Linked DNA regions of Homo sapiens: all the other regions are linked to region 2. The links are chromatin loops, found by intact Hi-C in ENCODE. Cell type or tissue: heart left ventricle. All regions are shown on one strand.

The links. Peaks named below come from ENCODE experiments on the same cell type or tissue, not always from the same donor. Only the 100,000 strongest peaks of a DNase experiment are listed, where the experiment ranks them.
Region 1: it touches region 2 in a loop (2.3-fold over the local background); 20 of 110 quality-filtered maps call a loop at or near these places.
Region 3: a loop joins it to region 2, with 3 times the contacts of the local background. A loop is called at or near these places in 9 of 110 quality-filtered maps.

The regions. Positions count from the first base shown.
Region 1 is chr18:50,780,937-50,788,936 of GRCh38, forward strand. No RefSeq gene overlaps it. Among named protein-coding and RNA genes, the nearest start is that of MRO, 35 kb to the right of the region's middle. In heart left ventricle, a CTCF peak has its summit at 4,012 (motif pointing left); no DNase peak of the experiment used is centred here.
Region 2 is chr18:50,654,272-50,662,271 of GRCh38, forward strand. The region is part of intron 1 of MAPK4 (mitogen-activated protein kinase 4); the gene reads left to right. Among named protein-coding and RNA genes, the nearest start is that of MAPK4, 98 kb to the left of the region's middle. In heart left ventricle, a CTCF peak has its summit at 4,990; a DNase peak (open chromatin) is centred at 1,072; H3K27ac peaks cover 7,053 bases.
Region 3 is chr18:50,724,744-50,732,743 of GRCh38, forward strand. It overlaps MAPK4 (mitogen-activated protein kinase 4), which reads left to right. Exons shown (of 6, transcript NM_002747.4): 5 at 1,219-1,432; 6 at 4,415-7,083. The coding sequence ends at 5,111. Among named protein-coding and RNA genes, the nearest start is that of MRO, 91 kb to the right of the region's middle. In heart left ventricle, no CTCF peak of the experiment used is centred here; DNase peaks (open chromatin) are centred at 244 and 3,589; H3K27ac peaks cover 3,312 bases.

The DNA of each region.
Region 1 (8,000 bases), 130 kb after region 2:
GCAGTGGCATGATCTCAGCTCACTGCAACCTCTGCCTCCTGGTTTCATGTGATTCTCCTGCCTCAGCTTCCCAAGTAGCTGGGACTACAGGTGCCTGCCACCACACCTGGCTAATTTTTGTATTTTTAGTATTAGACGGGGTTTCACCATATTTGTCAGGCTGGTCTCAAACTCCTGACCTCAGGTGATCCATCCGCCTCGGCCTCTCAAAGTGTTGGGATTACAGGTATGAGCCACCATGCTTGCTGAGAAATCTATTTTCTTACAAAAAGAAGTCTGGAGATAGGACAGTTTCAGGGACAGTTAATCCAAACCTTCAACGTCTTTAAAAACAATTTTACTGTTGTTTTGTTTTGTTTAATTCTGCTCACCTCAAGGTGCTGGATTTTGTTCTCCACTTTGTGCCTTCATAGTTGCAAGATGGGATAGATACAGCAGTTCTCAACATTATAGTTTCAAGTAAACAACATTCAAAGACAGCAAAAGGGAACAATGGCACAGAAAAAGTACTTTCTCTCTCTCTTTTTTTTTTTTTTTGGCTGAAGAGGTTTAAATTTTTTTTAAAGAGTTTTATGTTTACAGAAGAATTGAGCAAAAAATACAGAGAATTCCCATTCACTTCCTTCTTTCCCCTTACAGTTCCCCTATTATTAATATCTTGCATTGGTGTGATACATCCGTTACAGTTGATGAACTAATATTGATACACTATTATTAGTTAAACTCCACAGTTTACATTAGGGTTCACACTTGTTTGTAGAGTTCTGTGGTTTTGACAAATGTATAATGTCATCTATCCGTCATTACTGTAACATACAGAACAGCTTCACTGCCCTAAAAATTCTTTGTACTCTACAAGTTTACCTCTTTTTCTGTCTTTGCTAGCCCCCGGCAACCACTGATCTTCCTGTCTCCATAGTTTTGACTTTTCCATAATAATATAGTATGTGGGTTCAGATTGGCTTCTTCCACTTAGCAATATGCATTTAAGATTCCTCCATATCTTTTCATGGCATCACAGCTCATTTTTAAATTACTAAATAATATTTCATTGCATGGTGTACTGTAGTTTGTTTATCCATTCATATATATTAGGGATATTTTGGTTGTTTCTAAATTTTGGCAATTATGAATAAAGCTGCCATAAATATTTGTGTTAAGGTTTTTGTGTAGGCCTAAGTTGTCAACTCATTTGGGTAAATACCTAGGTGTGTGATTGCTGGGTCATATGGTAAAACTATGTTAGCTATATAAGAAACTGCTAAATTGTCCTCCAAAGTAGCTGCACTATTTCGCATTGTCACCAACAGTGAAGAAGAGTTCCTGTGGCTCCACATCTTCACCAGCATTTGGTGTTGTCAGTGTTTTGGATTTCAGCCATCCTAATAGGTGTGTAGTGATACCTTATTTTTTTAATTTGCAATTCCCTGATGACATATGAGGTGGTGGTTGGAGCCTGGGGTTTCTGAAACTATGATTATGGAAAGTGGAGTTATTGGTGATAAGGTAAAGGAAATACCAATGAAAGTGGGTGGCTGTCATGGGGTGGGGGAAATGTTACTGGGGGAGAGGAGGCTTAAGAATTGAGAGGCAAACAAAGACCAATTAAAAGTAAGAAACAGGCTGGGCATGGTGGCTCACAACTGTAATCCCAGCACTTTTGGAGGCTAAGGCTGGCGGATCATGAGGTCAGGAATTCGAGACCAGCCAGACCAACATGGTGAAACCCCATCTCTACTAAAAATACAAAAATTAGCTAAGTGTGGTGGCGCGTGCCTGTAACCCCAGCTACTCAGGAGGCTGAGGCAGGAGAATCGCTTGAACCTGGGAGGCAGAGGTTGCAGTGAGCCGAGATCGCGCCACTGCTCTCCAGCCTGGGCGACAGAGCAAGACGGTCTCAACAACAACAACAAAAAAGTAAGAAACAGTGAGAAATTTATTTTCTTAATAAAGTTCAGATTATCAAAGAACCAAATTTCCACCAATTGAGTTTGAAAGATCTAGTTGGCTTTTATTAGACCTCATCTCTACAAAAAAAACAAAAAAAAATCCAAAAATTAGCCAGGCATGGTGGTGTATGCCTACAGTCCTAGCTACTTGGGAGACTGAGGCGGGAGGATGGCTTGAGCCCGGGAGGCGGAGGTTGCAGACAGCCGAGATCATGCCATTGCACTCTAGCCTGGGTGATAAAGCCAGATTTTGTCTCACAAAAACAAAAATGAAAAATTTTGTTGCATCAAAAGATACTATAATGAAAGTGAAAAGACAGACCACAGAATGGGAGAAAATATTTAAAAATCGTATATCTGATAAAAGTCTAGTATTGGGAATGTATAAGGCACTCTTACAATTCAATAACAAAAAGACAACCCAATAGTTTAAATGAGAAAAGGACTTGAATAGATATTTTTCTAAAGAAGATATACAAACAGCCAACAAGCACATAAAAGGATGCTCAATATCATTAGTCATTAGGAAAATGCAAATCAAAATCATAATTAAATACCGCCTCACACTGACTAGAATGGACATAATTTTTTTAATGGAACATACGTGTTTGTGAGGACGTGGAGAAGTTGGAACCCTTGTACATTGCTGGCAGGAATGAAAAATGGTGAACCACTGTGGAAAACAGTTTGGTGGTTCAACATCGACTTACGATATGACCTGGCAATTCTACTCCTAGATATACACCCAAAAGACTTGAAAGCAGGGACTCAAACAGATACATGTATACTGATGTTCATAGCAGCTTTATCACAGCAGCCAAAGGTGAAAACGATCTAACTAGTGTTCATCAACAGGTGGATGGAGAAACAAAATGTGGTAAATCCATGCACAGAAATATTGTCCAGCATAAAAAGGAATGAGGTACTGATGCATGCTACAGTGTGGATGAACCTTAAAAACATGTTCAGCAAAAGAAGTCAGACACAAAGAAGGCCATATATTGTATGACTCCATTTATAAGAAATGTCCAGGACAGGTGAACCCATAGAGACAGAAAGCAGATTAGTGATTGCTAGGGACTAGGGGGAAGGGGAAAAGGGGAGTGACTGAATAAAGGGTACAGAATTTCCTTTGGAAGTAATAAAAATGTTCCAGAACTACATAGTAGTAAAGGCTGCACAAAATTATGAATGTACTAATGTCATTGAATTGTACACTTTTTTTTTTTAGACAGTCTTGCTCTTTTGCCCAGGCTGGAGTGCAGTGGCATGATCTCAGCTCGCTTGCAACCTCTGCCTCCCAGGTTCAAGCAGTTCATGTAGCTGAGATCACAGGTGTGCGCCACCATGCCTGGCTAATTTTTGTATTTTCAGTAGGGATGAGGTTTCACCATGTTGACCAGGCTGGTCTCAAACTCCTGACCTCAAGTGATCCGCCAGCCTCGGCCTCCCAAAGTGCTGGGATTACAGGTATGAGCCCATAATCAGTGTACATTTCATCCTAGCCTGAATTGTACGCTTTTAAATGGTTACATGATTAATGTTATATTATGTGAATTGTACACACCCCTCCTCCAAACACACACACACACACACACACACACACACACACACACACACAGAAGGGGCATGGCATGGATTCTGAAACAGTGAGGGGAAATTAGCCAGCCCAGGAAAGCAAGGAGAAGTGCTTCCCTTGGAGCAGCCCAAGCCAAGGTGAGTGGACTGGGCTGGGGCACCTCAGCAGTAGAAAGATACCTGTGGCCAGAGATACAGGAGGGCAGAGGCTACTGCTCCCATAGGACAAGGCAGTGTAATCCTTAGGCGATTAGCACAAAGCACATCAAAAGGCTTCAACAAATACCCATTTAAAGGCTGGAGATATGAATGAAAAGAAATTGCAAGCCTTTGCTATGAAGAGTGGTTCCCTCTCCTTCCCCTGCAACAGAACAAAGCCTTCCTTGGTGTGAGAATTCCAAGTGTGGTCTGGAGAGTCTAAACCTGTCTGTTGAAAGAATGGCTCTTAGAGGGTGAAAAGCAGGGATGTTGTCGCCCTCCTCTGGTCACTGAGCAGCTTTGGTGTCCCCCCCTCTGACTGAGGTGGCCACCACTGCTGTGAGTGCAGAACCCAGGGCTGGAGATGTTTGGCAGCCAAGGTACCGGGGCTGTGAAGGCAGCTGGCCCTCCACTCCCCACTCACCCCTCTACAAATTCTTTCTCAGTTACTCAGGAGGCTGAGGCGGGAGAGTGGCTTGAGCCCAGGAGGTGGAGGCTATAGAGAGCCATGATCAAACCACTGAACTCCAGCCTGGGTAACAGAACGAGATTCTGTCTCAAATTAATTAATAATATAAATAAGTTTTTAAAAATTAAAAAGGCAGCATGTAGACCAGGCGTGGTGGCTCACACCTGTAATCCCAGCACTTTGGGAGGTAGAGGCAGTGGATCACTTGAGGTCAGGAGTTCAAGACCAGCCTGGCCAACATGGTGAAACCTTGTCTCCACTAAAAATACAAAAATTAGCTGGGCATGGTGGTGCACACCTACCTGGGAGGCTGAAGCAGGAGAATCACTTGAACCTGGGAGGCAGAGGTTGCAGTGAGCTGAGATCGTGCCATTACACTTCAGCCTGGGTGACAGTGAGACTCCATCAAAAAAAAAAAAAAAGCATCATGTAAACGTGTAATGTTTCCACATCGATGTGAAAAAAAATACCTATATTCCAATGTGCTTATAAGTGCATAGAATATGTCTGGAAGGATAATGAAGAAACTAGGTAATGTGAAACTGGGTAATATGATTTTTCTGGGGAGAACTAAGGGACTAGGAAGACAAAGGCACACTTTAGTCAACACCCCCTTTTTGATTGTGGTAAAATATACATACATAAAATTTACCATTTTAACTGTTTTTAAGTGTACAGTTCAGTGGCATTGAGGACTGATATGGTTTGGGTGTGTGTCCCCGCGCAAATCTTGAGTAATCCCCAATGTTGGAGGTGGGGTCTGGTGGGAGGTGATTGAATCATGGGGGCAGATTTCTTCTTTAGTGCTGTTCTTGTGATAGTGAGTGAGTTATTATGAGATCTGGTTGTTTAAAAGTGTGTAGCGCATCCCCCCACACCTGACTCTCTTTTCCTCCTGCCCTAGCCTTGTAAGATGTGCCTGATTCCCCATCGCTTTCTGCCATGATAGGAAGTTTCCTGAGGCCTTCCCAGTCATGCTTCCTGTAGAGCCTGTGGAACTGTGAGCCAGTTAAACCTCTTTTCTTTATAAATTACCTAGTCAGGTATTTCTTTATAGCAGCATGAGAACAAACTAACACAAGCACACTCACATTGCTGTGTAAATATCAACACCACCCATCTCCAGAACTGTTTCATCTTCCCAAAGTGAAACTCTGTACCTATTAAACAATAACTCCCCATCCACCCTCCCCCCAGTCCTGGAAACCACCATTCTATTTTCCATCTTTATGAATTTGACTACTCTAGGAATCTCGTTTAAGTGGCATCATACAGTATTTGTCCTTTAGTTTCTGTTTTATTGCTTTTAGCATAATGTCTTCATCAATACACTTTGATAGATTTTTAAAGCTCTTGGGGAGCTTTTCTAAAAATATTGATACCCAGATCTTACCTCTAGAAAGTCTGATTTTTTTTTTTTTTTTTTTTGAGATGGAGTCTCGCTCTGTCACCTAGGCTGCCTAGGCTGGAGTACAGTGGCGCAATCTCGGCTCACTGCAACCTCCACCTCCCGGGTTCAAGCAATTCTCCTGCCTCAGCCTCCTGAGTAGCTGGGACTACAGGAACACGCCGCCACACCCAGCTAATTTTTTATATTTTAGTAGAGATGGGGTTTCACCGTGTTGCCCAGGCTGGTCGTAAACTCCTGAGCTCAGGCAATCTGCCTGCCTCGGCCTCCCAAAGTGCTGGGATTACAGGCGTGAACCACTGTGCCTGGCCAAAAGTCTGATTTTATAGGTCTGTGGGGCAGCTTGGGCATTGGCTTTTTAGGTGATTCTAAGGTGCAGCCTGGACTGTGAACCACTGCTCACTCCCAAAGCAGGCTGTGCACCAAACTCACCAGGAGCTTTTCAAAGCTCACCCTTATAGACTCCCTTGTCCCACCTCTGACCTACTCATTCAGAATTTTCAGGAATGTGCAGTTTTAACCACCACTCTGAGGGATTCCTAAGCAACCAGCCTGGCCTGCACTGCAGAGAAGCCCCTAGGAAGCCGTGTCCTGGATAAAGCTCTGGCTTTCGATGCTAGGAACTGTAAGTGCAGCCTTTTACTCAGCTGCAGTGATTGATGCACATGGGGCGCTGTCCCCACCAAGTACTGAGGAAACAGAATAAAAAATAATTGCTAATCAAAAGAGAAGAAGTTCCTAATTTTAAAAATAGTAATAGGCCCGATGCGGTGCCTCACGCCTATAATCCCAGCATTTTGGGAGGCCGAGATGAGTGGATCACTGAAGGTCGGGAGCTCCAGACCAGCCTGGCCAACATTATGAAACCTGGTCTTTACTAAAAATACAAAAATTAGCTGGGCGTGGTGGCAGGCGCCTGTAATCCCAGCTACTCAGGAGTCTGAGACAGGAGATCCACTTGAACCCAGGAGGCGGAGGTTGCAGTGAGCCGAGATCAGGCCACTGCACTCCTGCCTGGGTGACAGAACAAGATTTCATCTCAAAAAAACAAAATAAAATAAAAATAAAAGTAGTAATAATGACTATTTTCACACTCGCCTGTGATAGTCTTGGTTCTAGAATGATTCTACTTAGAGAGGGAGGTACAGGAAGGGACAGCCTGTTTCTGGTAACCTCACACTGAATGAGTGGGCAGAAGCAGATCCATTAAGGACCTTACCCTCGACCATATAGGCCTAGTGGGCTCCATACAGCAGCTGAGGGCTAGGAGAGGCACGTAAGTGCATTGCCAAAAACCCTCACCTATATATTCTCTCCCCATTCCTGCACCCATCAGTCATTCTAGAAACAGCTGCTGCTCCACGGGCGGCTGCGGGAAGAAGAAAGAGGAGCGTTCCGTTCTTCAGCTCCCCCACCAGTCCCCTCCTGTTCAGTCCCCCCACCGCCCCGTTCCCACACACACCATTCGGTAACTCCTTGGTTTCTAGTCCCAGCTCTGCCACTGGCCTTGTCCCAGTTTGCCCAGGACTGTCCCAGTTTATTACTGAAAGTCCTGTGACCCAGGAAAACCCTCAGTCCTGGGCAAACTAGGGTGATGGGTCCCCTCAGCCTGGAGGTTAAGTGTTCAACTTTGTGAGAGGTGACACAATGATGCATGCACAGTCGGAGGGGTGGGGTCTTTGAACAGATTCATCTCCCTCAATTTAAGATCAGCAAAATGAAGCCCAGGGAAGAAGAGCACCCTGCACAAGGTCACAGAGCTGGTGGCAGGGGCACAGTGCCCCAGCCTGGTTCTATCCCCACAGGTGCCAAAATGACTTAGCTGATATTTTCCCAGGGGCAGAGGGACAGATTAGTTGAGCTTTCAGGCATTTTCTTGCACTACCAGCCCCCGCCCCCAGTTGATGAGGCCCACCATGCGTCAGGGCTGTGACTGTCCCATCCAGGGGCAGGAATTTCGGCCTCTGCCAATGACTTAGCTTTCTCTTTTACCTCCTCCCTCCTTGCTCACCCCACACCTCACGTTACAGGACAGGAGACTACTGCAGTAGCTCACGCCCACCAAACCCCCCATCAAAGCCACCCTTATTCTTGGAGGGAGCCAGTAAGCATCGTAAAAAAAATGTGCTTTCTCAGGATCCCTGCTCAAAATCTCTCCCCAGCTGCCTGGCTATTTATTTATTTATTTATTTATTTATTTATTTTGAGGTGGAGTCTCCCTCGGTCACCCAGGCTGGAGTGCAGTGGCACGATGTCTGCTCACTGCAACCTCCACATCCCGGGTTCGAAAGATTCTTGTGCCTCAGCCTCTGGAGTAGCTTGCCTGGCTTTTCAAACATACACTAGGGCAGCACTGTGTGAAAAGGAATATAATGCAAGCCACAAACATAATTTAAAA
Region 2 (8,000 bases):
CCCATGATGGCTTATTAAATGTGGGCTCACAGAGTTATCTCCCAATTCAGGGAAGGCACAGTGGCCTGCAGGCACCATTCAATAAGTACTGAAGCCAGTGTGGGAGAATTAAAGATGCAGGCTCTGCCTCTCCTCTGAGAAGCTCAGATCCGGCTGGGATCACTTCCCTTCAGAACACAGCCCAAACAAAGCAAGCCCCAAATAGGGCCTCACCTTATTTAGCCACTGAAGTCATAATTGCACTGATTTAGATTTTGAAAGAGGCCACCATCTTCTGCTATCTCAGATCTCCTTCCTTTAAAAAGAGAAGTTTCCCCTTGAATCTACAAGGGTCAAAGGTTGCAGGAGTCGTTTAAAATCAGAAGGATTTACACACCTGCTACACATGCCCCCTGGCACACTTGTGGACCAGAAGCTGGACTCAGCCTTCAGCCTGGGCAGGGGCCTTTGTGCAGCTGGTGCTATGCCCGTGGCCACCGGCTCCCAGACTTCCCACGCAGGGACCCAGATGCTCCCCTTCCCCAGCTTTGCTGATGTGGTGCTGGAGTTCCGACGAGGCAGCCGGAATTTCTCTCCGTGCTATTTTAGTATCGCTGAGAGGCATGGGAAGGCTTTGTTCTCCCTGGCTGGTTACGTAATTTTCAAAAGGAAAACAGAGCAAAGCCTGAACGCTCCTGGAGTTTGCTCTTTGGGGAGGAGGGAACTCCCCACCCAGCATCTGATGTTCCTTCTGCAAACTTCTCTTCCCTCCCTCAATTCTTTCCTCTAACCACCCCACCTCAGGGAGGTGAAGATAACAGGGTCCCCTCCTGTTTCTTTCTCAGCAGTGTCCCCACAGGCGTGTTCTTTAGAAAACCGTATTGAGGGAAACACAACCCAGGGTGGGTGGCATCACTGCCTCCCAGGGACCTTAAGATGTTTGCAGTCACCACAGGCTCACACGTCCCAGGGGGAGAAGGCTCACCTGAGGCCCATCATGGGCAGCAGAGCCTGTCAGTGGTTCCTCTGCTTGAGATGTATTTATTTTAGACTAAGCTGGGCTTTTGGCTCGGGTCGGTTGGTGTCCTGCTGGCTGGTGTTTGTGAAGGGTCATCCCAGGTCCTGGGCTGGGAGTGGTGCTGGGCATGAGAGAGGAACAGGCATAGGGACTGTAGCCCAAGGTTGGCATCATGGGCGGCACCATTAGGAGCAGCCATCTGCCCATATATCAGGGTTTCTGCAAAGGAAAATGAGTTCCTGAGCATGCACAGGTCACTCCACACGAACCACTGCAGCCTGCACTCCTCTGGGGTGGAGGGAGCAGCGCTTAATTTCAAAAGCCGGAAAGCCAGGGAGAGTTGTTTCTCCTAATTCCTGGGGGTCCCCCTGCCGCCGCTGAGAGTGAGACCCGGCTGAGTCTCAATGGTAAAGATCAGCAGTTACACAGCAGTTCTTAACTCGGTGAGGAAACACCTCTGGTCATTATGCTTTTGGGGGCCTGTGTGGCCTCCTCCCTTGAACCCCTGCTTTTAGCCCCTACTCACTCTGGAGGGATTTAAAAAACTTTCTTTTCTGGGCCTCAGGGATGCTTTTTAAATTTATCTTTCCATGTGGGTTGTACTGTGTCATAACCAAAATCTTACTGCAAACATGGAGCCATTCCTGTGTCCACTGATATTTATTTATTGAATCCCTCTCTATATGCCAGACACTGCCCTGGACCCTGGGTTACATCAGTGAAAACAGACAGGTAAGGTTCCCCTCCTCCCCAGAATTCTATCTGACTCTGGAATCTAATGAGATCCATGCCAGGTGAGACCCAGGACCCCAGACTCAAGGAGGGCTTTTCAAGGCCTCTTCTCTATTTTAGAAAGTCAAGAACTGCAGATCTCCAAGTCCTTCCTCTCCATTAGTTAGCTATCGCTGTATAACAAATGTCCCAACATTTATTGGCTTAAAAACAACATTTATTACCACGCAGCTCCTGAGAGTCAAGAATCTGGGCATGGTTTAGTTGGTGCCTCTGACTCGAGGTGTCCTGGGATGTCCATCAAGCTGTTGGCGGGGCTGTAGTCCACTCAGGGCTCAACTCAGGGAAGGGTTGCTTCCAAGCTCACTCACACGGTGGCCAGCAGGTCCATTTCTGAGAACTCACAGGGATCCCCCCATAGGGCTGCCTCAAGAAGGAGCAGCAGCTTCCCCAAAAGCGAACAGGAGAGAGTGATTACCTCAGATGGAAGCTACAGGCTCTTTATAACATGATCTCAGAAGTGGCATCCCATTCTTTTTGCCAAATTCTATTCTTTAGAAATGAGTCAGTGAGTCCAGCACCCACTTAAGGGGAGGGGATGACACAAGGCCTGAAAACCAGGATCACTGGGGCATCTGGGAAGCTGCCTTCCACATCCTCCAAGAGCCTCTCTGACTGATGGGACTCACCCTGCTTCCTGCTACGCTTATAGTAGGAATCACACAGTTGGCCCCTGAATGTTCCTGCATTGTTTCCATAATTATTGTTGTAGTTCCACTCCCCCAATATGAATATAAGCTTCTTGAGGTCAGAAGCCATGTGTCCTACCTCTTCTCACTTTCCATTTAGACCAACCGTGTGCTGAGCAAGTTACTGTCAGATCATCTCAGCCTCAAGTAAAAAAAAATGTAAAAGTCCAAAGCAAAAATGTCTTAAACAGCAGTAGGGCTTAACAGTCTCTCTTGGCAAGAAAGCTGGAGGTGGGTAGTTGCAGGCGTGGCTCAGCTCCTCAGCGATGCCAGCAAGGTCCCACACTCCTCTGCCACCTCCCCACGTGGCCTCAAGACAGCTGCTGCAGCACCAACACCACTTCCTCTACAACCGCATCCACAAACAGGAAGTAGGATTTCTTCTTGCTTGGGAAGGAAACCTTTTCCCTTAGGACTCCCCAGCAGGCTTTCCCTTAGGCTTGTTGACCAGAACAGGATCATATGACCACCCCTAAAGCAATCACTGCCAAGAGGGAATTGTATTACCACAGTTGGTTTAGATTCATGGTCCTCAACAGGGATGGGTTTGGGAGATGACATCACCTCCTGGGACTCCGGGAAATGTGAGTCTGACCCAGGGACCAGGGAGCGCTATTGGCATTTAGTGGGTTGGGATCAGAGTTGTTAAACTTCCAGCAATAGTATATGGTACAATCCCATAAAACAGAGAGAACTGCAGAAGCTGAGGCCGGAGTCATTGTGTAATCACCTGAGTGAGCTTGGAAGCCGATCTTCCTCCCTATTTGAGCCTTGAGATGACTGCAGCCCTGGCCAACAGCTTGACCTTGAGTCCGAGGCACCCAGCTCAAATGCCAACACCAACCCTGTTGAAAACTGCTGATTGAGACCAGTGATTTTCAACCAGAGGTGATTTTGTGCCTCCCCGACAGGTGACAGTTGTCAGTGTTTGGAGACACTTTCAGATGTCACAGCTTGGGGGTGTGACTGGCATCTAGGAGGCCGAGGCAAGGGATGCTGCTGAACATTCAGCCGTGCACAGGATAGTCCCACTGCTAAGGATCACTTGGCTCAAGATGTTGACAGTGCTGAGGCTGAGAAACCCTGGTTTAGACCCACTGGGAGTCATTCCTGGGTAGGCTCAGCTGCCTGATGGCCGAACCAGACCTGGTTTGTTCGTGAGGAGGAAGCAGGAACGTTTCCTGGGTAGGTGGCCACAGTCAGTGTCAGCTACAGGCCGTGCTAGTCAGGATGCCTGCAAGTCAGCCAGCTCGTCCCAAGGATGCCCAGTCCCTGTGCCACAGGCTCTAGCATGGCTGAGGTTCACAGTTAAAGGTCAAGAACATGATGGAAGGTGGGGGTGTGGTTGTTTAAAATCAAGGGTTTTTTACTCCACTTTTAATATTATTTCAACATTCTATTTCTTGGTTTCTCTTTCCATAGAATGGGCTTACTGTGGCCTCCATACTGGGTTGAACAAAGGCTGAAAAGGTGGCTGCCTCTTGCTTTAATTTGAGACATACCACAAGGTGTGCCTACCCCACATTTTTCCCTCACTGGGCCTGAAAACTCACACTGAGCCTAGATGGTTTGTGGTAAGAGTCACTCGCTGGGGCTGAGATCATACTATGGCGATTAGAGCGTGAGTGTTGGACTTGGACCAACCTGAGTTGACATCCCAGATTCTTCACCTGCCAGAGGGTGACTCTGGGAAAATCACTTCCCTCTTGGAGCTCCATGGAGGACGATATCAACCTCACAGGGGTGTTGTAAGACCCAACTGAAATAATCAGGTGAAGCCGTTGGCCTCTGGTAAACCCTCAGGACATGCAGTTCCACCATCTTCATCATGTCCTCTTTACCATCTCTCCAGCAGGCTTCTGTTAAGATGCAAGTGGGGTTGCGGAGCAAGGCACATCAGCCATACCACAGAATTGCAGAACTAGAAGGGACTTTAGGCCAGATTAGGTAGCTTTTGGAGAGCTGGGCCCTGAGGGCATCAAATTTGCATATGAGCTGAACCAAGCCTCACCTCCTAGGTAGCTCCCTAGGAGGCCAGGCCTGGGATAGTGTCGCCTTGAGGGGCAACAGGAAGACTGAGTCCAAGAGGAAGGAGACAGTGCAGTGCAGGAGGAGCCAGAAAAGGGCCGGGTCCCAACACACTTCAGGACCTGCTTGTGAATGAGCTAGAGGATGTTCCCACGGAGTCTAGAGCAGAGGTCCACGAACTACAGCCCACAAGCCTAATCTGGCCCAGCACCTATTTTTGTAAATAAAGTTTTACTGAAATGCAGCCATGCTCATTTGTTCAGGTATATTGTCTGTGGCTGCTTTTGTGCTATAAAGGCAGAATTAAGTTGTGTTGAGTGGTTTCAACAGAGGCTGTATGTCCTACAAACATGGAAATATTTGTTATCTGGCTCGTTATAGAAAAAGTTTGCCAATGCCTGGTCTAGAGGACTCCATTCACATAGACCACAGTGACTCATTAGGATCATGAGCCTTGGAGTCAGACTGACTGCGATGTGAATGGTGCCACCTAGAACTGTGCAGTGCATAGCATGCTCAGCTGGAAATAGCGGCTCCTCGGGAGAAGGGCTTCCTGTAAGTTTCAGAGTGTTCAGGAGAGGGGAAGAAAGCAGTGTCTGTGAAATGTCAGCACCTTGCTGGGGAGATAGTTCCTGTGGAAAGTCGAAAGCATGAGGTTCGGGAGGATCTGAGCAGATGGGGAGGTAAGTCTAAATTTAGACTTTCCAAAGCTGATTTGTAAACCAAAGCCCCAGGAATCCCAGAAAGGGACAGTTGGCACACGCCATCTCATCTCTGGTTTGCCTCCGCATGTTAAAAGGCTGGATGAGTGAGAGAATAATTAATTGGCCTCAACTAAGCTGTTACCTGAGAGTCAGTGAGAAAGCAGTTGAGAGCTGAAACTCCATTGTTCAGAGTCCTGAGGGTAGAACTTTCTATTCCTGTGTTTTATTACGATGCCCAGCCATGGAATCGTGGGGACCTTGGCTGCTCTTGTGAGAGTTCCATGCATTCCTCTTGCTGGGTGTCATTCAAGCACGATTGAACGAGTGACCTTTCCATCTCAGACAGTGAATGCCACCTCCCTGGGTTTGAAATCACACCTGTGATTCGGAGCAGCTCTGAACCACCACCTTTGAGCTGAGAATGGTTGGGCTTTGCCCTGAGAAGCTGCACCACACCAAGAGCTGCCATAACCACTCCCCTGCCCAGGTGGACACATCCAGATGCCAGTCTGCTCCTCCCCAGGGCCAGTGGGCCCACACCTCTCAGCATATCATGCAAGAAATGGACCACTAACCTTAGACTTCTTAGGCGGTGGATGCCTTGTAATCAGCCCACCTAGGGAGAAAGGCAAAGGGCTTACAATGCAAATTACAGAGGAATTGGAAAGAATTGCTCTGTAAAGAAACAGGAAAGAAAGAAACAGAAAATGAAGAGGCTTGAGAAGAGAGGCATAATAATAAACTCAAATGGGAACAGAGAAATGGTCAGACAAGAGGCTGCCTGATTAGAGCACTGAAACTCTAAGAGAGGCAGCATCTAAGCAGAATATGTTACTAAGAGGATTGAAGTTCAGAAATATTAGTTGGTCTGAATGGTTAGGGCTTGTTGTGAGATGCGCCCTTTGAACAATTTCCATGGCAAGTATCACAAGGGACAGTGACCACCTAGGAAACGTGGGCATCACCACTGTGTAGACATAATGAACGGTACTCAGCTCCTTCCAGTCAACGGATATTTTCTATGCTCTACTTTGTGCCCTGTAAGCTACTTGTGAAGCTTACAGTCTAGTTGGGAGATGGACATGTACAAAAAGTTAAATAACAGCCCAGGCTAATGTATGGTAAATGCCAAACACAGCGTACACATGAGTGCCACAGGAGTTTAGAAAAGGGAGACATGTCATTGAGAACCAGGATGGATGCTTTAGGAAAGAAGTGAGACTTTGGATTCTGAATGATAGGATTTCAACAAATGGGGGTGGTGGGGAAGCAGGAGAATATTTCAGGAACTGGGAAGATACAAGCAAAAAAGCCAGGCAGCAAAGAGTCTATTTAGCAGCCCACAAGAAAGGTGGAGTGGCTGGAATTGAGGCTTGCCACGTTGACATCGTACCTGGCCCCTAAGCTGACAGCATATTGGGAAGACCACTGAAAAAGAGACACACACACGGGATACAGTCCCTCCCATGCATGAGAGGGAAAGAGTTTTAAAAATAAATAAAGCACCTCTTAATTATTCGCTGATTATCTGCATTGCAGCTGATCTCAAGCAAATCCTGCATTCAGCTTGCTTGTGATGTCATCCCCTCTGCTTAGGTGCTCATTCCTCTCTCTGTTTACAACCCAGCAGAAGCTGGAAAGGAAGAAGGCTTAAGCATGTCTCTTCCTAAAAAAAATAATGATATGCAATTGCCTCTTTTTGCTATGCCCTTGGGAGTCAGACCAGGCTTGTGGGGAGAAAGAGAAGCTTCAGTGTAGTTGCCATTACATGACTTGGGCAGCAGGAGTCAAGGAGGGAGAGAATGGAGAGCTGTGGAGGCTCTTTGATTCCCCTGAGTTAGGTATCCAGGCCAACTTCGCTAGCACAGGCCATAGAATCTGGTTCACTGGGTGCTCCCAGCACTGTCTCTTAGTGGCTGGGCATCCTCAAACAGAGTGAATGGTATTCATTTATCCATTCATCAGATGGATATTGACCCTATGTATGCTGAAAGCACTAAGCTGGTGCTCTCCAAGCCTTGGTATCCTCACCTGTAAAGTTAGAACTGGAATCAGAATCGATGTTTCTCAGTGGAAGTGCTGTTGGCATTCAGGGGTGGAGGGGTGGATGTCAGTGGATGTGCTCTGGGCATTTGGGCATGGAGGTGGGAATGCTCGGTAGAATGGTTAGCAAATCCGGCCCTACCCATTAAATACCAGTAATGACTCCCAGTCAAATAAGGTGAGGAGGGCAGTACCATCTCCAGATAAGGACCACGGGCCTTGTTTTCTTAGATTTCTTCCCAATCTGAAATTCTGTAAGTCTATGGTTGTTTTGTTCCTGGACCCAGTAAAAACATGCAGAACAGAATTACCGAAGATCTGACAAATTATCAGAATCTTGAGTACATCTTATTCAAATGTAAGGGAATGTTTAACTAAACAGCAACAATAGGTAACATCTGTTAAGCAATTACTATGTTCTAGACCCTTGGCAAATTTCCTTCATTAGAAGTCTTTACAGGCGATCTGATTGTTTACTATTTCAGATCATCTGTGTCCCCTAATTTGCCCCCTTAATTTCAGAGCATTGAGTTGACTATCGTTTTTGCTTCATTTATCTTTGCAGAGTTGTGCGAAGTTCAGATAGCAAAGTGTCTCTATAGGAGGCCCTGCGATATGAGAATAAAGCAGCAGTCTGCCAAGTTCATGCCTTTGTGTTGGATACAGTCTTCTTTCTTTGTGTGTCTGTGGTCTTTATGAACTTAGAAAACCTGCCAGTCTCTTAGACGCTATGATATTACCTTACTT
Region 3 (8,000 bases), 70 kb after region 2:
AGAGATACAGGGCTGGTGTGAGGGGCAGGTTAATGGTGCAGGCTGAGGCCCACGAGGGAGCTCCTCGGAGGGATGGGCAGCCTGGGCCTTGAGCTCAGCTCCATTTCTCCCTCTCCATGTGGGCTGTAACATGAGGAGCCAAGTCATGATTTAAGCGGACCTCCAGAGATGCCAGTGCTGAGAAGGAATCCAAACTTCTAGGCTAGTCCTTGCGCTGAGATAACCCAGGGCAGAGCTCCAAGAGCAGAGCTCCCAGGGCACCCACCCCTGCTCAAGGGAAGGGCCACCAGTGCCTGTGTGCAGAGCTGCTATCTGCTGAATTTTGGCATACATTCATGCTGGTTAGCAAACAGCCTCTCGCACAAGGCTTCTGAGTGTCCCTTCCCTTCCCCAGGTTCCCACTGCCCAGAACTCCCCCTTGATCCAGACATGAAAGGACTACTGCTTGGCAGAGCAGGGGAATTCAGCCTGGTTGTTCAGTATCTGTAATATCTATCCATCCATCAAGGCTGTCTGCCTTTGTTGAACTTCCAGGGGCAGCATATGGTAGGAAGAGCTCTGGATTCGGACCCAGGAGCTCTGGGCTGTGGAGACCCTGTCCCACCCCTCGACTGCAGCATTCCCCTTTCTCACTAAGGCTTTTTACTGCTGCACCTGGCACTCCAGCCTCAGGGCTTCCTCAGGAGCAGGCTCCTCCGTCCCATTCCAGCAGCCCCTTAAGCCATGACAAAGGGAAGTTGGTATATAAATATCCCAGCTTCCCTGCCCCGCAAGGGGAACCACCTCTGAGTGTGGCCCACACTGTCTCTGGAGGATCCCAGATGCCCACAGGAGTAACCTGTCATGAGTGTGCCTTGTTCTGGTTCCCCCTCACTCCCCCACCTGTGCTTGCTGGGATCCCCCACCACATAAACTACCTACAACCCTAAGCCTTGTCTCTGGTTCTGTCTCTGGAGAAACCCAGGCTGAGGCTGGACCTTGAGCAAGTCACTTGATCCTCTGAGTCTGTTTAATTCATTTACAAAATCTAGAAGGCAGCATCTGCTTTGCCTTTGTCACTGGATTGTGACAAGGGTCTTGAGAAAGAAAATGGCTAAAAACCTTTTAACAAATGCAGAAGCACAGACACCAGCACAGAATGTCACCGTGCTGAGGAATCTCCTTCTGAGCTCAACAAGGGCAACAAATGACCTTCATGTCCGGCTTTGCTCCCTGCAGCCATCGACTTTCTGGAGAAGATCCTGACCTTTAACCCCATGGATCGCCTAACAGCTGAGATGGGGCTGCAACACCCCTACATGAGCCCATACTCGTGCCCTGAGGACGAGCCCACCTCACAACACCCCTTCCGCATTGAGGATGAGATCGACGACATCGTGCTGATGGCCGCTAACCAGAGCCAGCTGTCCAACTGGGACACGTGCAGTTCCAGGTGCTCGCAGCCCTGGGTTCCAGAGCCCACATTTCCCTGTCCTCCCATCTCTATTTTGCCTCTAATCCTCCGTGACCTTCCCCTCTGTCTCCCAAGTTGCATAGCTCATTGGACGACTTCTCCAGCTTAGCTTCCTGCCTTTCTCTTGTGCCCAGACACTACCAGTAAATGACCAGTGTGAGTTGCATGTGTGGGTCAGAGGCCTTCCTTTGTGCAACACCCCCAGCTTCCCTCACCATGACTCTACTGAACATGGGGTTCAATACAGTGCTCCGCAAGGATTTAGTGAACACCATGGTAGGAGCTCACTTCTAGCAGCCTGGGAACTTGCCCTTGAAAAGTAAACTGCAACAAGGCGAGGCAAAAAAACAAAGCAGAGATTACCATTACAAAACGCTATCTCATGTTTCATGTTGGTAACTCTTAAAAATGCCATTAAAAACCAGGTTCGGTGGCTCATATCTGTAATCCCAGCACTTTAGGAGGCCAAGGTGGGAGGATAGCTTGAGGCCAGGAGTTCCAGACCAGCCTGGGAAACAAAGCAAGACCCCATCTCTACAAATTTTTTTTTTTAATTAGCCAGGCATGGTGGCACACGGCTGTAGTCCCAGACACTGGGAAGGCTGAGGCTGGGGAATCCCTTGAGCCCAGAAGTTTGAGGTTGCAGAGTGAGACCCTGTCAAAAAAAAAAAAATGCCATTAACGGGGGCTACATTATTATTGCCCATTGACACACAAGGAAGCTTCAGCTGCAAGGTTAAGAGACTGGCATCATGTCACACCCCTGATGGGCCTCTCTGCAATCTGCATCCATGTCAGACGCTGCTAAGCAATTATAGGACCATTTCCTGCTAAACTGGGCTTGGCTACAGAATCCTCAACAGGTGTCCCTGGAAGCCACTACCAATGAATCAGCGTTGGGTAGAAGATGTATTTTTAAACAATTTCTGCCTAGGCACGTAATGATCTCTTAGATCTTTTCCTGTTCTGACGTTCTTAGATCAGGCAGCTAAACATTTGGGCATCACCATCTGCTAATTCTGGGAGGGAGTGCTGGTAGCTGCTCAGTTTAGAAACAGCAGTCGAGGGCTCAAGCAGCTAGGACTCCGAGGGGGCCTAACTGGGAGTCCCACTGCCGGGGGAATGTGACAGCTAGTTACATAAGTGACAGATGAGCAATTTCTCCTTTTTAGTCATTTGACAGATGATGGGTTTCAGATTAAGGAGGCACTGAGGGAGGGCCAGGGCGACGCTGCTATTTTTGGACAGGTTTGCTGGCTTGTTGTTGTCAATTGTTGTTTTCAAGCATTGCCAACAAATAGAGATTAATGAAGACTCTGTCTTCTGCCACCCCTGGGGCAGCCCTGCCCTTGACTGTGGTTCCTGCGGCAGCTTCCCCTTCCTCCAGAGAGCCTGGAGGCAAAGAACATTGGCTCAGGGAGAGTCATCCTATACTTTCTGCGACTGTGGCATAGGGTTGTGCCAGGAAAAACTGTCACAGGATTTGTTGCTGCCTGTCCACCCTGACCACCCCTAAACCTGGTGCACCTCACCTGTGCTCCCAACCTTTGCCATCACACCTGCCCAAGGGAAGAGGATGACAAAGGACCTTCTTGCTGTGGGCAAGCTCCTTACCCTCTTGGAATGCTAGTTTCCCAACTGTAAAGCGGGGGTGATAACACAAAGTCCACAGGGTTGCTATGAAGACTACAGATAATGTATGTTTGGCACTTGGAATAGAGCAGCCAAGGGTCAGCGTCTTCACACACTCTTCCTCCTGGAAATTTCTGCCCAAGGCCACTCAATCAAGGAGGCAGGGTTCAGCTGTAGGAGCAATTCCTGCCCTAGCAGCGTCACTGGGAGGCGGGCAGTGCTGAGGCCTTCCTGTGCCTCTCCAGTCACACTCTGTGGGCTACAGCTGCCAGGTCTATCCCACACAGCCGAATCTGCCTCTCCTTGGTCTATCTGTTGGGCCTGCTCAGGGAGTAGCTGGCTGCAGGCTGATGTCCTCTGTGCTCCTGCCTGCCCCACAACCCCAGGGTTCTAGGTAGAGCACCCGCACAAGGAAGGGAGGGCTCCGCCAGAGCTGATGGCCTGCCTGTCTGCCCATCTGCCCTTCATTTGCTCTTGGCTAGCTGACTTCACTCTCCATGGCTGCAGAGCAGTCGAACGGGGCAGAATGCCAAAGATCTTCAGCTTCTCTGGAGGGTGTCTGTAATCTTTCTGTAGGTCCCACCTGCCCTGCGTCAATGCAAGGTGCTATGGGGCCCCCAAGCAGATCCACCAGGGCAGGGGTTCTCAGCCCTGGCTGTACTTAGAATCACCTGGGGGATCTTCAAAACATGCTTAATCAGGTCCCCACCCTAGACCTACTCAGTCAGAATTGGTGGGGGGAAGCAGTGAGGCAGACATGCTATTTTATTTTTAATTCCCCTATGTGACTCTAATCTGATCCAGGGTTGAGAAGCACTCACTGGAGCCTTGCTCCTCAAAATGTGGGTCCAATGCCCAGCAGCATCAGAGCAGCTGGGAGCTTGTTAGAATCTCAGGCCCCATCTCAGATCTACAGAATCAACATCTGCATTTTAGCAAGACCCGCAGGTGATTCGTGCATCTATCAGCTTTTGAGAAGCATTGCACAGGTGGATCCCCTAGAAAGTTTCACGAGGACAGGGACGTTTGTTTTGTTCACTGCTGTATTCAGTAATGTCTGGAACAGTGAGTGCTGGCACATGGTAGGTGCGCAGGAAATATCTGCAGGGTTTCGAATGCGTACAAAAGAACACAAGAGTTAAGCCGAACAATCCATGTCCCCAGCTGAGCCCCCAAGGCTCGCCATTACCTGTCCATCACCCTCCCACCTTGAGGGATGGGGGTCGAAGGCAGGTGTGTGAGTGGCAAACAGGGATTAGAGGGCTTGGCTCCCTCCCGGAAGCTACCTGGCTTGGGCATCCAATCACCGCTCTGTTTGTACCCTTGCAGGTACCCTGTGAGCCTGTCGTCGGACCTGGAGTGGCGGCCTGACCGGTGCCAGGACGCCAGCGAGGTACAGCGCGACCCGCGCGCGGGTTCGGCGCCACTGGCTGAGGACGTGCAGGTGGACCCGCGCAAGGACTCGCACAGCAGCTCCGAGCGCTTCCTAGAGCAGTCGCACTCGTCCATGGAGCGCGCCTTCGAGGCCGACTACGGGCGCTCCTGCGACTACAAGGTGGGGTCGCCGTCCTACCTGGACAAGCTGCTGTGGCGCGACAACAAGCCGCACCACTACTCGGAGCCCAAGCTCATCCTGGACCTGTCGCACTGGAAGCAGGCGGCCGGCGCGCCCCCCACGGCCACGGGGCTGGCGGACACGGGGGCGCGCGAGGACGAGCCGGCCAGCCTCTTCCTGGAGATCGCGCAGTGGGTCAAGAGCACGCAGGGCGGCCCAGAGCACGCCAGCCCGCCCGCCGACGACCCCGAGCGCCGCTTGTCTGCCTCGCCCCCCGGCCGCCCGGCCCCGGTGGACGGCGGCGCCAGCCCCCAGTTCGACCTGGACGTGTTCATCTCCCGCGCCCTGAAGCTCTGCACCAAGCCCGAGGACCTGCCGGACAATAAACTGGGCGACCTCAATGGTGCGTGCATCCCCGAGCACCCTGGCGACCTCGTGCAGACCGAGGCCTTCTCCAAAGAAAGGTGGTGAGGGCGGAGGGGCCGCTCCAGGCCCCACAGAGCAGGAGACCCCCAGAGAAAGCCGGGGCTGGCAGGAGGCGGCCGCCCTTCCCGCCCCTCTCTGCTGCCTTGGGGTTGGCAGAACACGTGAAGGATCCGAGGAGCGAGAGGAATGTCCATTTCTTAAACTGCCTTAATAACTAGCCTTTAACCTGTGGGAGCGGGTTTGAACAGGACCCTGGCTTAGGGGTTGATCACTTTCCTAGCAAAGGGGAGACCACATGTGGTGCACAGGGAAGAAACGGCTTTAGACAGCAGTCTGCGGGCCCCACCTGGGTGGCAGGATGCCGAGAAATCTTGCAGAGGTAGCTCCGAAACCATCTGGCCCAACTAGCCTCAACTGACAGCTGAGGAAAGGCAATTAGGCCCAGAGAGGCAGAGACACTCGCTTAAGATCACAGGCTTAGTGTGAGGACGAGCTTGAAATCCCAGTCTCCTGGCCCCCAGGCCAGGGTCTGTCCACCATAGAATGTCTTCCTCTACTGGGGTCGTTCTGGCTTTTTGTTAGAAACTTGGTCTGAGATGTTTCTTCCCTGTCCATTACCATTCGATGTTCTTTTATTCAGAGCAATGTTTCTTGTATTCTGAAACTGGAAACTGAACCAGTTTGTTTCTCCTAGTCACCAAGCATACTTTCCTGGCTCCCCAAGTACTTAAATGTTCTCATCTGTCGCACCCCTGTATTTGCCTCACCCCTGCATGGTCGGAAATCTTCGTTTCAGGTCAGAACAGCCTGGGGTCTGTGGGTAAAATCAGCCCTTCTCCCAGGCCTGTGCACACACCCCCTCAGCACTCCCTATGCACTTTCCTGACACGCAAAGACACAGCCCTCTTTCCCCACTGGGCGTCCTACCCCAGTGAGGTTGAAGGCACCAATTCCAAGAATCCCTCCAACCTCCCTGCCAGCACTCCCCCTTCACCCCACACCCGGCCCCCCCACCTAACCACAGCGCCTCTCCAGACCTACCTCGGGACCTAATGTTCTCTACATGAACTGCTCATTTGGAGGACAGCAGTGAGGTCCTGCCATAGAGCAAATGTGTTAGGAGAGAAGGTTTCACATGGGACCCAACATCCTTCATCAATACTTTCCTGAGTTTGATCATCCATTTAGCCTTGACAAACAGCAGACCCTACAGAGATGTGTTGGAGAGCACGTCGTGACCTTGGGGGCAAGGAATCCAGAAAGGTAGGAAGATATGAAAAGAGAGGTGTCAACAGCAAGGGCTCTTAGGGGTCAGGCACCAGCATGGAGACCTCATGACAAAGGAAGGGACTCAAAGCAGCAATGCCCCTCATAGTGTAGGCTAAGGTGAGTTTGGTGCATGCAAACCTGTGTGCTCACCCACAGAGCATGGGGTAATGGTGTGTAGACACAGGCCCTCTGCAGAAGCGTGGGGTGGGGACACTGACAGCCCCTATCTGGTCCCCAGGAACATTCTACCATTTCTGCCACTGGTGTTCAGCTCCTTCTCTTCCCCCAACACTCCCAAAGATACCCACAGGAAGTCCAGCCAGTTTCCAGGTAGAGGATTCCACCAGTTGGTCTTGGGCTGCGTTCACCCTCACATCACAGCACCTTAAATCTAATCAGCAAACTATAATTTGTACGTTGAAACCTGCAACACATTAGAAACTTATATTTAAAAACAGAATTAATCACACTGACCAACTTTTAAATGGAAAATATGTAAATAGGAAGTGTTTGGGTTTTGTTTTTTCTTTAAGAAAAAGAAATGTACACCACTCCTCATGTGCCATTTTGTCCTCAGAGGGCGGCTTTACTTTTTTGGTAAAGGAACAAGCTGCTGGCCTTGACCAGGAGTTCATATATAACTGTTATTACAGAGGAATTGTTATAACTACTAATGTTTTTAAAAAATTTATTAAACATTATTAAACTTGATCAGGTCAGGCCAAATAAAGTTTTATTGGAACACAGATTTATTTATGTATTATTCATTTATGTATTATCTGATCCTGTCTTTGAGAGTGCTAAGAGCCTAGCTGGCTTCTCCCTGTGCCCATGAAGGCCACTGTATTTGGGGGTGGGGGAAGGACTCGGGAGGGGACAATCTACAGAGATTGGTAATCAGGAGGTGATTCCAGAATCATCTGGTGAGACCTGGTGTCCATATTGTGAATTTCAAACTATATCTTGGCGCTAACACCAAAACTTCTGACCAGGGCTGGTTCTCTCCTCTAGTCACAAAAGGTGCCAACATCATGAGATTGGGGGGAACCAACTACCTAAAAATACCCACCCGTGCTACCCCTCACAGATGCCTGAGATCCCATCCATCTGAAGTCGACCCCTTTGTAATATTAAACTGTTAGTCTTCATTTGTAATTCAACAAATACAGTTGACCCTTAAACAATACAGGTCTTTTGGCTAAAAGAACTTTCTACTGTTGAAATGCACCTGAGCCAAGAGGAGCAGCCTATTAAGCCAATTATCAGATTATTTCCAAAGTGTCTGCTGAGCGTGGCCATGCTGAGTGGATGCAGGTGAAGGGAGGCCAGAGCCAGGCCACACACCTGGTTGAAATTTTATATTGAAGAAGACTTGAAGCCCAATGTGAGGCCTGGGCTGCTAGAATGTAGGAAATGGAGTGTGGAGAGAGGGAATTGAGAAGCACAAACAGCAAACAGCACCAAAGAGGAAGGAGGACCGAAAAAGGAGGAAAGAGGGCACCTCAAAGGTAATAGTTCACAATCTCATCCAGCCACCTCTGATTCTAAGATGAAAACTTCTGTTAGGAGGGGTCCTAGGTCTACCCTATGTGAATAACATAGGGATCAGCAAACTATGGCCTCCAGGCCAAGTGGTTGTATTGGAACAAAACTACGCTTATTCAT